Regions from separate parts of the Mus musculus genome. Here region 1 is linked to region 2. The links are chromatin contacts, found by Hi-C or POLR2A ChIA-PET in ENCODE. All regions are on one chromosome and are shown on one strand. Each heading gives the region's core, a stretch centred on a gene start or an enhancer-like site at or near the end of the contact. The rest is flanking DNA. Distances are from core to core; before and after follow the strand shown.

Region 1 (5,623 bases), core at 1,308-3,807, 140 kb before region 2:
TCTCCCCAAAATGGCTGGAGTGACGTCAGTGTCTGGTCTGACTTGGCTACATTCTTTTGGGTTCTGTCATTCCTTTCCACCTGCCTCTCCTGCTGCATACCAAACACTCCTGTGGGTTCACATCGGGAGGTAGGGGTGGTTCCCCCTCTCTCTCCATGCCACCAGCCTGTAGTCCCAGCAGGTAAGCTGTTCAAGCATCCGAGAAAGGAGATGAAGGACAGGGCAGGATCCCTCTGGGAAAGCCTTCTGCCAAAGAACTATGAGCTTGGTTATTTAGAGACAGGGCCTCACTGGAAAGGCTCATCTTGGCCAAGAAGCACCAAAAGGGACAGCCACACTTCAAACAGGAGAGGAAGTGTGTACGGAGCTCAGATCGGCCAAATGGCCACAAACCTTTAGGAAAGGGCTTGGAGAGTCCATATTCAGAGCCTGGATTCTCTGGGACCCAGGGGCTACAATGAAGGGGGATCTTCTGGATCCATAGGCCAAGGTACCACCTCCCGCAGTCCATGATGCGCCAAGCCACAGATGGAGGCACCAGAACAGACACCCTACCTGTGCTAAGCACCTTGACTAGGGAAAGGCCTTGGAGAAGGTATCATGTGGGCAGTTACCACGTGTTTCTCAGCCAGCTGGTGAAGGGGTCAGGACTGCTCACCTGTCACCAGGTCCCACTGTGTTGTCGGCTGCAGGAAAGTCATCTGCCGAGGCTGTCCCCCTCTGTCCTTCAGCAGGCTGGCAATGTTCACACAGCAGAGGATAGCAGCAGGCTCCAGCTTTCCCCAGAGGAACCTACCCATGTCTGCTGTCAGGGCAGGGCAGCTGACAGAGAACCCGAAAGATGCCCAGCTCTCAGGTGGACTGGGCTGCGGCAGCTGTGGCTAGAGACCTGCCCTGTCAAACCAAGGCCCCATAGCTCTCCTACAACATGGCTTTCTTGGGAGCCAGCCACAAGTCCCTGAAGGGCTCGATCATTTTACAACCCAAGGAATGATCACGCTGGCCAGGCTGAGCCTCTTCGAGTGGTAGAGGGAAGGGTGCAAGAAACAGGCAAGTAAGCTGTAGACGTGGGCATCTATTTCCCCTGGACTTTGGCCACATGCCACCAAATCCCAAGTGAGGAACTGTGTGAATGACCCTGAGGCCAGCAATAATCCTGCAGAGTACTACGAAGGAGATTTGGTCCCAGCCACTTGTATTACTCTAGTGACGGGTCCTCTGCCTTGGCCTTTGGGTTGAGCCTGGGTGACTTGAGCTACGGACTCCATCTATTTATGAATCCTGAGCAACACAGTGCACCTAAGAGCTGATGTCAGAAGAGGGTAAGATTAGTTCATGCGTGCTAAACTGAAGGCAGATAATGGAATGTCTCCAGGCATCAGTTGCAGGGGTTTTGCTATTTTGAAAGAGGCCACAGAGAAATGAGGTTAAGCACGGGGCAGAAGGTAGGGAGCGACACCTGACGTCAGTTGTGAGGGGTGTGTCACTGTGTCCTGCATGACATCTCATCCCCTCTTCCTTCCTTTGCAGGGCTCTATGTGCAGGCCATGGCTGACCTGGACACCGCGAAGCTGTACTCGGGGCTGCTCAGGGTCGGGGATGAGATTCTGGAGGTGGGCGGGGCCAAGGTTGCTGGACTGGGCTTGGCTCACATCAAAGAGCTACTGGCTCATGCGGAGAGCTTGTCCATTCGTGTCCTGAGACAAAGGCCGGTCCCCCAGTGACCCAGAAGTACCGCTGCTCTTGCTGACACTCCTACAGGACCCCTGACCCACACACGCAGCAGGAGGGGCTAGAAACATGCCACCCAGAGATAACATGTGAACGGAAAATGCAGTTCACAGATCAGGCATCTGTCTGGGCAGTGGCAGAAGCTGTTCTGATCGGCCCCCTGCAGGAAGAGGCCGAGTACCCGTGTGTACGTTCAGTTAAGATCACTAATTTATACAGGTCTAGAGACAGAGAATCCTGGTCTCCTCCTTCACAGAAGTGGTCACGTTCCTTTGTTGGAGGGAGAGAACTGCCACTGACTAATCCTTGGGTTGGTCCCTGAGAGCTGGCCTCAGCTTCTGGCCACACTCACTGAGAAGGCTCCCCAGCCCCCAGCAAACCAGAGACAGCGTGGCCACCCTGGCTTTGTGCCCCATCTCTTTCAGCCGTGGCTTTCCTGGTTTCCATGTGACACTTTGCTTCTGATCCAGAAAGGGCTCAGTGTCTTGGCACAGCCTGACAGCCAGGAGCACATATTCCTAACTGTGTGTTCTGTGAAATATGGCCTGACAGGAGTTCTGTGCCCCTTCTGGGTATGCAAACTTCTGAGAGATTCTGGGAGCCAGAATATTAAGAATTACTAGAGATTTTTATGACCAACACAAAGTTGAAAAATGAAACTATTGCCATTTGCAGCAAGTGTGGCCATGGTACTAAGGATGTGGGGGGCCGGCCCAGCCAGCCCTTTGCCTCCACCCCTGCTAGACAGAGGTTGTTGCAGCCTGGCCTGGGCGGGCCTTTGTCTTTGTTCTCTTGTCCAGCTTGGAGCCAGGGCTGCAGCTGGTGTCTGGCTCTCCCCCAGCTGCAGGGTTCCTATCCAGACCTCCCTGGTGGCAGCTGTGGGTGGGCAGCAGGCAGGGAGGCTGCGAGCTGGAGGTGGCCATCCCACCTAGGCATAGCGCAGCCTGCTCAGCTTAGATCCTGCTCAAGGGCTGGGGACGCTAGATGCCTGGACAGGCGTCAGTCTTAAATTATTAAAAAGCCAAAGCTGCTTTCACTGGAATTGCTGGATTCTGTCTTCACTTTGTCTCTACCAGCCCTAAGAGGCTTGGGGCAAGGCAGGGGCAGAAGGGTACAGGTATGGCCAGGGGGCATTCAGAGGGGACATGTGGAGGCCTGCAGGGGTAGGGTCATGGCCAGGGTAGATGCAGAAGGCTCTGCAGACCTTGAGTCAGGAGAGGAGCCCTGGCAAGGCTGAGATCTGAGAGAACAAAGCTAAGAACCTTGGGCTAGGTGCACGGTGGGCTAGAGTGTGTGGCTCACTGCCGGTGTGGATCTTGTCACAGTGCCAGCTGTGGTCTCATCTGGATTGGGCTGACATGAGTGTCATAGGCAGTTTTTATCGGACAAGGAAGACACTGAGGGAGTATTGTCTGTGGCGAGGTGAGAGAGGAAACTAGCCTGTCTTGGGAAGGAGATGGGGACATTTGCAGCAGAAGTCAGCTACAACTCTACGGCTCCTGCCCCAGAGGCTGGGGAGAGGAAGGGAAGTGGGGGACTGTCTCAGAGCCCCAAGAGTGCAGGACTGGATGGCTAGGACTACCCCAGGCTGGAGAAAAAGCAAAAAGAAGGGGCTTCTAGCAGGTGGATAAGAGTAGCCAGCCTATCATGTGCATGAAACCTCAGCACATAAAGAGGGCACTGGAGCACTCGAGAGATGAATCTGCCCCCATCCCTTCCCTGCAAACGCTACAATCAAGGGGAAGCCCTGGCAACCCCATACAGCAGTGGTTCTCAACCCGAGGGTTGCGACCCCTTTGGCAAACCTGTCTCCAAAGATATTTCCATTCAATTCATAAAGGTAGGAACATTACAGTGCTGAAGTAGCAATGAAAATAATTTCATGGTTGGGGTCACCACTGCGTGAGGAACTGTATTAACGGGTCGCAGTGTTAGAAAGTTGAGAACCACTGTCCTGCTGGATATTCCCTAGCCTGGAGCTGCCACTAAAGAAATTTCACCTCTGGGGAAAATGTCAGTAGCAAAAGTCACCTCTGCTTTCTGTTATAGCAAGGTCACTTGTCTTCTGGAGAAATGCAGTGAAGGGGCTGGGAGAGGCCAGGGGGCTGGGGTGGCAGGAGCTTCTGCTGGCCAGGCCCTGGTGTACCCCAGTCTTTAAACGGGGCCTACCAGGAGTGTCCTGCTTCTTGGCCTTTCAGAGGTGGGAAACCCAGCTCGATGGCGGTGCTGGTATCAAGTTCCCAGCTCTGTCTGCCCCGAGTGAGGTCCACCCGTCTTCTCTAGCCTTCCTCCATTTCCCCTCCCCCAGGGCAGAAAAGGACAGAACCCAGATGTGAGAATGTACAGGGCATACAGGCTTTCCTGCCTCTGACCTGAGATCTGAGGCACCCCGTGGCCTCTGCTTTCCCCTGGGGTAAGCAATGCTGTGGTCCCTGGCATGTGTGTGAGTGAGTGAGTGTGTGTGTGTGTGTGAGTGTGTGTGTGCGTGTTTGTGTTGGGGGATAGGGAGAGTGCTTTGCTCTCTCCAGCATCTTGTCTGTTCTGTCATTTGCTTTACCTATAGAGCTATTGGTGTGGTTCCCCAGAAACTGCACCTTCAGAACCTTCTAGAACTTAGTTAATTGTCCTAAGCCAGATCTGGTGCAGGCTGGAGAGGTGGGGGAAATGAGGAAGACTCCATTAACAAACAGAACAAGGAGGGGCAAGAATCCCACGCCACCTGGTCAGTGTGGCAGTGTCTGGCATGGTGCAGCCTGGTGCAGAGCTGGAGGGCTGGTGGTGAGGACGGAAAAGGCACTCCTAAGCACAGCTTTGTGAAATGAATGGGAACTTCATTCTTCCTGTTTATCTGTGGCCCTTGCTGAGTCTCTTCCACCTACCCACTGCCTGGCAACCTTTGCAAGGATTAGAGAAGTGTCTGTCCTGGGAGCAAACCATGACACTGCGCTGGCGCTGTTCCCTCTCCCTTTAGCCCTCACACAGTCGTGCAGTCGGAGGCCTTTAGACTGTGACTTTTCCTCAGTGCAATTATCCTTCACTTACCTGGCAACAACTGGCCTGTCCTGGTGCACCTGCCCAAGCCATTTCTTCTCTCCCCAGGCATATTCTGGAGCTATTCACAGGCTCCTGCCGTCCCCGGATCCCTTCCCACTCTGCACTGTGAAGTCTCTTTCCAGGGCAGCCAGAACACCTGCTCAGAAATGGCAGCCTTCCTTGGCAAGCTCTGCCCAGCTCTCAAAGGCTGTGAGTTTGGCCAGGTCGCTGGGCTGGGCCCAGGAAGGGAGCTGCTGGGACTGGCTCAGATACTGTGCCCACCGAGCCAGGGCTCAACAGCTGCCCTGCCAGTCCTGGAGGGCATCCGGGACTGTTCTGTGGATGCCCGGGCACCTGCCAGGCCTGTCTTTGTCTTGTCCTTCTGCAGTCTGGGCTCAGGCCCCTATCACAGTGTGGGGCTGCCCTTGGGGCTCTGGGCAGGGGCCAGGCACAGAGGGGAGGCCTGCTCTGTGCTTTGGGATGCCCACACCTCCTGAATGGAGTCAGCTTTAGCTGAGAGATAAGGCAAATTGGCATGGCATGGGCTAGAAGGACCACGAGGCAGCGGGCCCATCCCACCTGGGGACCACAAAAGCTTCTGGGGAGGGACAGCTTCAGCCCTGTGACACCCCAAGTTCACCAGCCTCCATCCAGCTCAGAAGCTAAATTGGGAGGAAGGACTGTGGATGTGGTAGGAGATCTTGCACTGCAACTGTTGCCGCCGCAGACACGACAGAGTCTCTGGGTCTTCTTGGGTTACTAAGATCAGAAGTTTGTTCAGTTTTCTTATAAACAAAATCCAAATGCCACTGGGGCTGACTTCCTAAGCTCCTGGACTAGAATTATTATCTTGGGTTAG
Region 2 (5,390 bases), core at 336-2,835:
CCCACCTACCCTGAGCAGCTTGCAAAAGTTACTGGAGGCCTCTGTCAGTCACAGACAACAGGAATGCTGAGCAGGCGATTTCTGCTTATACTGCTCCTGATGCTGCTTTTGGGGGGAGGCATGCGGTGGGGGGGACGGGACGGGACAGGATTCGGGACAAAGGCTCAGAGGTAGAACTGCTCTTCTTTTCACAGTGTTGTGAAATGGGGAGGGATGGTAAAAGAGAAAGAGGAGAATGAACCTAAGGGGAAATGGCTTCTCCTTTAGTAGCTAGCGGCTTGTGTGAGGAATGAGGTTAGTTGGTGGACTAGCCTCTTCTCTGGAAGGGTGTCATTTGGTTTTCTGGGTGCTCCCCAGTGTGGAGCACAGAGTACGGTAGAAAGGGGGGCTGGATGAGCACTCAGGAGAACCTGGGCGTGGTGCTGTAGGCCTAGAGTCTCCGTATTTGAGAGACTGAGGCAGAAGAATCCCAGGGTTCAGAGCAGCCTAAGCTAAAGTGTGATTCTATCTCACGAAGGCAGGGGAGGAGAGAGCGGAGGAGGGGCGGGGGAGGGGAGGGAGGAAGCCGAAACAAGTCATGAAAGATGAACAGTCTGGACACGTTTGTTGTGGCTTGAGGCAAGTCTTGGTGGCCTGTTTCTCAAACTACACAACTGGACTGGACGTATCAGCTTCACTCATCTGAAAACAGTGCTTTGAGGATAAGATGAGACCCTTGTAGAAAAATCCTTGGAAAGCTAAACTGTTTGGGACTTGACAATGCTAGGTGTGTGTGTATGTGTGTGTGTGTGTGTGTGTGTGTGTGTGTGTGTTGAACCCAAAGTACAAGCAGTTTTGAGGGGCAGTCTGTTAAGTTAGAAAGGCCAATTGACTTAGAAGTCAGGAAATCTGTATTCTGCTTTCTTTTTTCGCCTCCCTCCAACCTTATTATCAAGAGTCGGCTGCTTTCACCATTGAGGCCTCAGTTTCCCCACGGTACAATGGGCACACTCAGCTAGACCATGTTTCCTGCTAGGCTTTAGCAGCCTGTGAGTCCAGGCCTTTGCAATAGTTGGTCCTCATGGTTGTGTACTTTCAGGCGAGCTCCGTGGTAATCTTCTCTTTGCTTCATTGAGAGAAGCCAAAGAGGGACACACGAGGGTATTGTTGCTACATTCAGGATTCAGACCCAAAGCATGAAGGATGGAGACAGAAGGCAGCGCTGGAAGGCTGTTGGGAAGGATGGTGTATTCTCTGACACAATTTGCCGAGAGTCTGCAAGATTTTTTTTTTAAACCTCTGAAGCTTAGGTTGGCAACTCGTAAACAAAGGAGTTCCCAAGAAAGAAAAGCAAGTGGCTGGCTTTATAGACTTCGATCCTCCCACTTCGCTGGCTTCACGACATGGGAGATTTGAATTTCCCCTTCTTCTTCCTTTTTTTATTTTTCTGGAGACCAGAAGGGAGGTTGCTTGAATTCTACATTGTCTCCCCTTCTTCCGTAGTTGACCTTAGGCAGACTATTCAGAAAGGAAGGTCGAGGGTGGACAACTGCCTTCAGGAAGAGAAAAGACAGAGCCCAGTTTCCCTTTAACAGACCCAGCTCTTCTACATCCCTAGCATCATCTCTGGTCCTGGCCACCTGCCACCCCTCTCCCACCCAATTCAAGGGTGTTCACCCTGAGCCTCACAGACATTCTTTCTGCTCTTCCTTGTTGGGGGCCACTCACAACCCTGGGAAGCAGATTAAGTGGTCAAACCGGTACCAGAACACCTCAGGGCCCTAGGAAACTGTAGCCTCCTCTCCTGGGAACGGCCTGAGGCTATTTTACTCCCTTAGTCAGCACTGGGCGGGAAGGGAGAGGGCCTGGGAACGGCCAGTGGCGTGAGCTTCTGTAGCAATTGCACCTCTGTAAACACAATAATAGCAGGTCTGGGATTATGGTTGTCACCCTTGATAATTATCAGCTGCAGTGCCTCCCCCCCCCACAGGTGGACCACACCGGGGCTCATCACTGCACAGGGGGTTGTGGTGTAAGTTCCAGACTTCCAGATCGCTTCCTCTAGTTGCTAGGCAACTGAGAGTATGTGTAGGGAGCAGGGATCTCATTTAGGAAATTCTCCCCAGGTCTCCCAAATTACTGAAGTCTAAATTGATTGTTCTCCAAGTGGGGACCTTGCATGACTGACTGCTCCCCTGGGAAGGTTAGAGGCTGTTCTAAATGAACAACAGGCTGGGCTGGTACCCAGCGAGGGATCCAGCCTATACTGGGGAGTGGGGGGAGGGAGGGAGGCCATTTGGATGCTTAGATTCCCTAACTTATTTAGGTATGGGTCTGAAGATGTCACGCAGGGTCAAGGTTAATAGGACTCAGAGCTCCAGCTTCATCCTGACCGTTGCCATGAGAAGCAGCTTGTATCTATCTGTCATGAAGTGGCCAGATAGGCCCATAAGGAGGTTCTGCAGAAGAGAAGATGAGCAAGGAGGAAGTTGGGTTGGTGTTAGCTGGCTTGTTTTGGTGGCAAGCACCTGTGTGTCAAGGGGCAGAGCCTGGTATCTTTTGTTCCACTCCCAGGCTCCCTGGTATTGTGTGTGTGACCACAGGGAAAGGGAAGATTTTTAGAGTTGCCTTGACTTCTTGCTGAAGGTGATGTAATTTAGCTCTGCCCCTCACACTCCAACCTCCCACCACTGCGTGGTTTGGGAATCCATTCCCGAGAGTCTTAGTTTCTGTATCACATGTTGGTACAGAACTGTGGAGAAAAAGAGGAAGCAAAAAGTCTCAAGACTTGATCCTGGTTCCTTTTTTTTTTTTTTTTTTTGGAGACAAATTCATGCTATGTAGCTCAGACTGGCCTTAAATTCCCAGCAATACTCTGGCCTTAGCTTCTATTGGATATGTGTGTGTGTGTGCGCGTGCATGTGAATGGGTGCATGTGTGTGTGGAGGTCAGAGGTCAATGTTGAATGTCTCTTCAGTTGCTCTCTACCTTAGTTTTTTTTTGAAGCAGGTCTCATGCTGAACCTGGAATTTACTAATTTGGCCAAACTAACTGAGAAGTAAACTCCAGGGGGCTCTCCTTTCTCCACTGGAGACATGCTGCTGAGACTGGCTTTTTATATGGGTGCTGGGGACTTGAACTCAAGCCCTCATGCTTGTGCTGCATGCACTCTACCTATGGCACCATCTCTCCATCCACGCCTATTGGATTTTGAAGACTCTGCTGTGTACATGGTAGGAATTCCTTGCTGTGAAGAGAAATCAAAGACAAAAGCATTAGAGTCTGTCTAAGCTTCCTTACACTAAGACAGGCGCTAGGGCCAAGAAGGAAACGAAGTCCAGGGTGACCCAGTTTTTGCTCTCAGGGAGTTCACGCTATAACCAGGGAGGTGTCACATGCTCTTCTGCAAATGAAGGTCATTTTTCTTTCTGGGAATGAGCTGCTCACAGCAACCGAGGTTGGGGCTTTGCCTAAGGTGGAGGCAATGAGAACCGGTTTGTCTTCCCAGAGGGAAAAAAAAGACTTACTTGGGGCCTCTGCTTGCCAGAATGAGCATGCTCAGATAGCCTGACTCAGGCTGGGGAGCACCTCCTAGTCGCTGGAATCCCGCTGGGGCAAGTGGCTGTTGGGAGCAGACCGAGGTGAGGCTTTCCCAGGGATGGGAGCTGAGGAGGTGGATTTGTTAAACCTCCTAAGTGGGTGGCTGGGTGCCAGCTGCTCCTGACCAGTCCTCCACCCATCGCCCCGAGGAGATGGCGATAAAAAAAATTGCTCAACTACTTATGGTCACCACACTTAAAGACATGTCAGAGATCATGGTCACCTTCATATATACTCAACGAACAGGATCTAGATATCCTTCACGTGTGTCAGAACTGTCGTCTCAGATCAGCATCGCTCCCGCTGGCTTGCGCTGCTTCAGACCCCAGCCTCTGGCTGCCTTCTTCCCGGGTGCCTGCCTCTCTGTCTCTCATTCCCACTTGCTGCTTCTGCTTTGCATGCCACCAAAGTATCTCTTGATTCCACTTGCTCTTTCTCACTCCCGAGTCACTGGTTCAATCCAGGCAGTGGTTTGTTTGATCGTCTCAGGCATCTCAAGAGGGACCGTGTGTGGAGCCTTCTCCATCTTCTCCCAATCTGCTGTCAATGAAAGAAAAATGAAAGTCCCCTTGAAGCTGGCCCAAGCTTATCTGTGCTGCCGCCTCTCATCAAATCTTCACTCTTACTTACTCTTACTCCCCCCCAGCACAAGCCCTGCAGAGTGCTGCTTGCTGCCTTACCCCTACCCACCATGAACTCAGTCTCTTCTTTCTTAATGGCTTTGGCTGTCAACTCCCAGACTCTTCTTTAGGCCTCCCAACATAACCCAGTGTCTTTCCTTTCAGTTAGATTTTCAGGTCCCCCAAGTGAAGGAATTGCCTTTCCAAAGCCAGTTGTTTCCACAATGAAGCATGCTGACGAAACACAAAGCTATCCAATGCTTGACAAATAAGTAACGAGTAGGGTTGTCATTTGACAAGTGGATAGCCTTCAAAAATAGCATTTTCAGAGGCTGGAGAGGTGGCTCAGTGGTTAAGAGCACTGACTGCTCTCTTCCAGAGGTCCTGAGTTCAATTCCCAGCAACCACATGGTGGCTTATAACCATCTGTAGTGGAATCTGATGCCCTCTTCTGGTGTGTCTGAAGAGAGCATTTTTCAGAATGGAGATACCGTACCGTCGCAATTACAGAAAGAAGTTTTACAAAGCTGCACGTTCATGCTACACAGTCAGTATTTGTTGAGGCCATCTGTGGCCTGTGTAGAGCCCTTGCATGTGTCAGGCCATTTAGTCAACAGTGGTGTGAGACTTGGTGATTCAACAAAATCCTCTCAAAAGTGATGCAGTTCAAATCCAGGCAAGTGCTCTTCTGCTCTATCCACTGCTTCAGTGGTCGCTCCTGGTCAAAGGAGCTCATTCAGTGTAGACACAATCTTTTAGCCATTTGGGTGGATCTAGGAGGACCTAAACAATGGAGGGAACAAGGCCTGGGCGTTCAGGGACAAGAGGCTGTGTGATCTAGGCAACTTCAGGACCCATGGCTCGGCCTCCTGGTGTGTAGGTTCTGTTTCTGTCACATCTGACTGAAACTGTCCTTAAGCTCCGTTCCTGAAGTTGGATCGCCACAAGCTGTCTTACTGGCTGAGGTCTCTGTGACTCTATAGTATACCAGTATCAGGCCCATTGGGACTGTGCCCAAATGGCTACCATCAACATGAAGAGAAGCAGACATGGGGCTGCCTGGCGTAGGAATATGTCCATTCGTCATCCTCTTGACTCTGACGGAGCATCTGGTACCACGTGGTAGTCAGGACAAAGTGAGGGAATGGTTGTGTGATGTCCAGAATGTGATCTCTCCAGGAAGAACAGAGA

What was found. A loop is a pair of places that touch in the nucleus more often than their neighbours do. ChIA-PET counts read pairs that join two places held with the same protein, here RNA polymerase II (POLR2A).
Region 1: POLR2A ChIA-PET joins it to region 2 with 28 read pairs in Patski. The contact joins two enhancer-like sites. A Hi-C loop is called at or near these places in 2 of 37 maps with a recorded cell type or tissue (gastrocnemius and left cerebral cortex). POLR2A ChIA-PET finds 5 or more read pairs at or near these places in 2 of 5 experiments (Patski and embryonic stem cell).

What each region holds. Positions count from the first base shown.
Region 1 is chr1:155,209,621-155,215,243 of GRCm38, reverse strand. BC034090 (cDNA sequence BC034090) reads left to right here. Exons shown (of 10, transcript NM_001370865.1): 10 at 1,531-2,773. The coding sequence ends at 1,724. Among named protein-coding and RNA genes, the nearest start is that of Gm31102, 31 kb to the left of the region's middle. Within about 2 kb of position 2,557, at least 3 of the 3 ENCODE cell types and tissues checked have a DNase peak (open chromatin) inside an H3K27ac peak, as active enhancers do; they include left cerebral cortex, where a contact is called at or near this core.
Region 2 is chr1:155,068,011-155,073,400 of GRCm38, reverse strand. All of the region lies in intron 3 of Gm9530 (predicted gene 9530), which reads left to right. It overlaps Gm51651 (a long non-coding RNA gene), which reads right to left. Exons shown (of 3, transcript XR_003948059.1): 2 at 3,803-4,119; 3 at 3,197-3,226. Among named protein-coding and RNA genes, the nearest start is that of Gm41980, 10 kb to the right of the region's middle. Within about 2 kb of position 1,585, at least 1 of the 3 ENCODE cell types and tissues checked has a DNase peak (open chromatin) inside an H3K27ac peak, as active enhancers do; it is left cerebral cortex, where a contact is called at or near this core.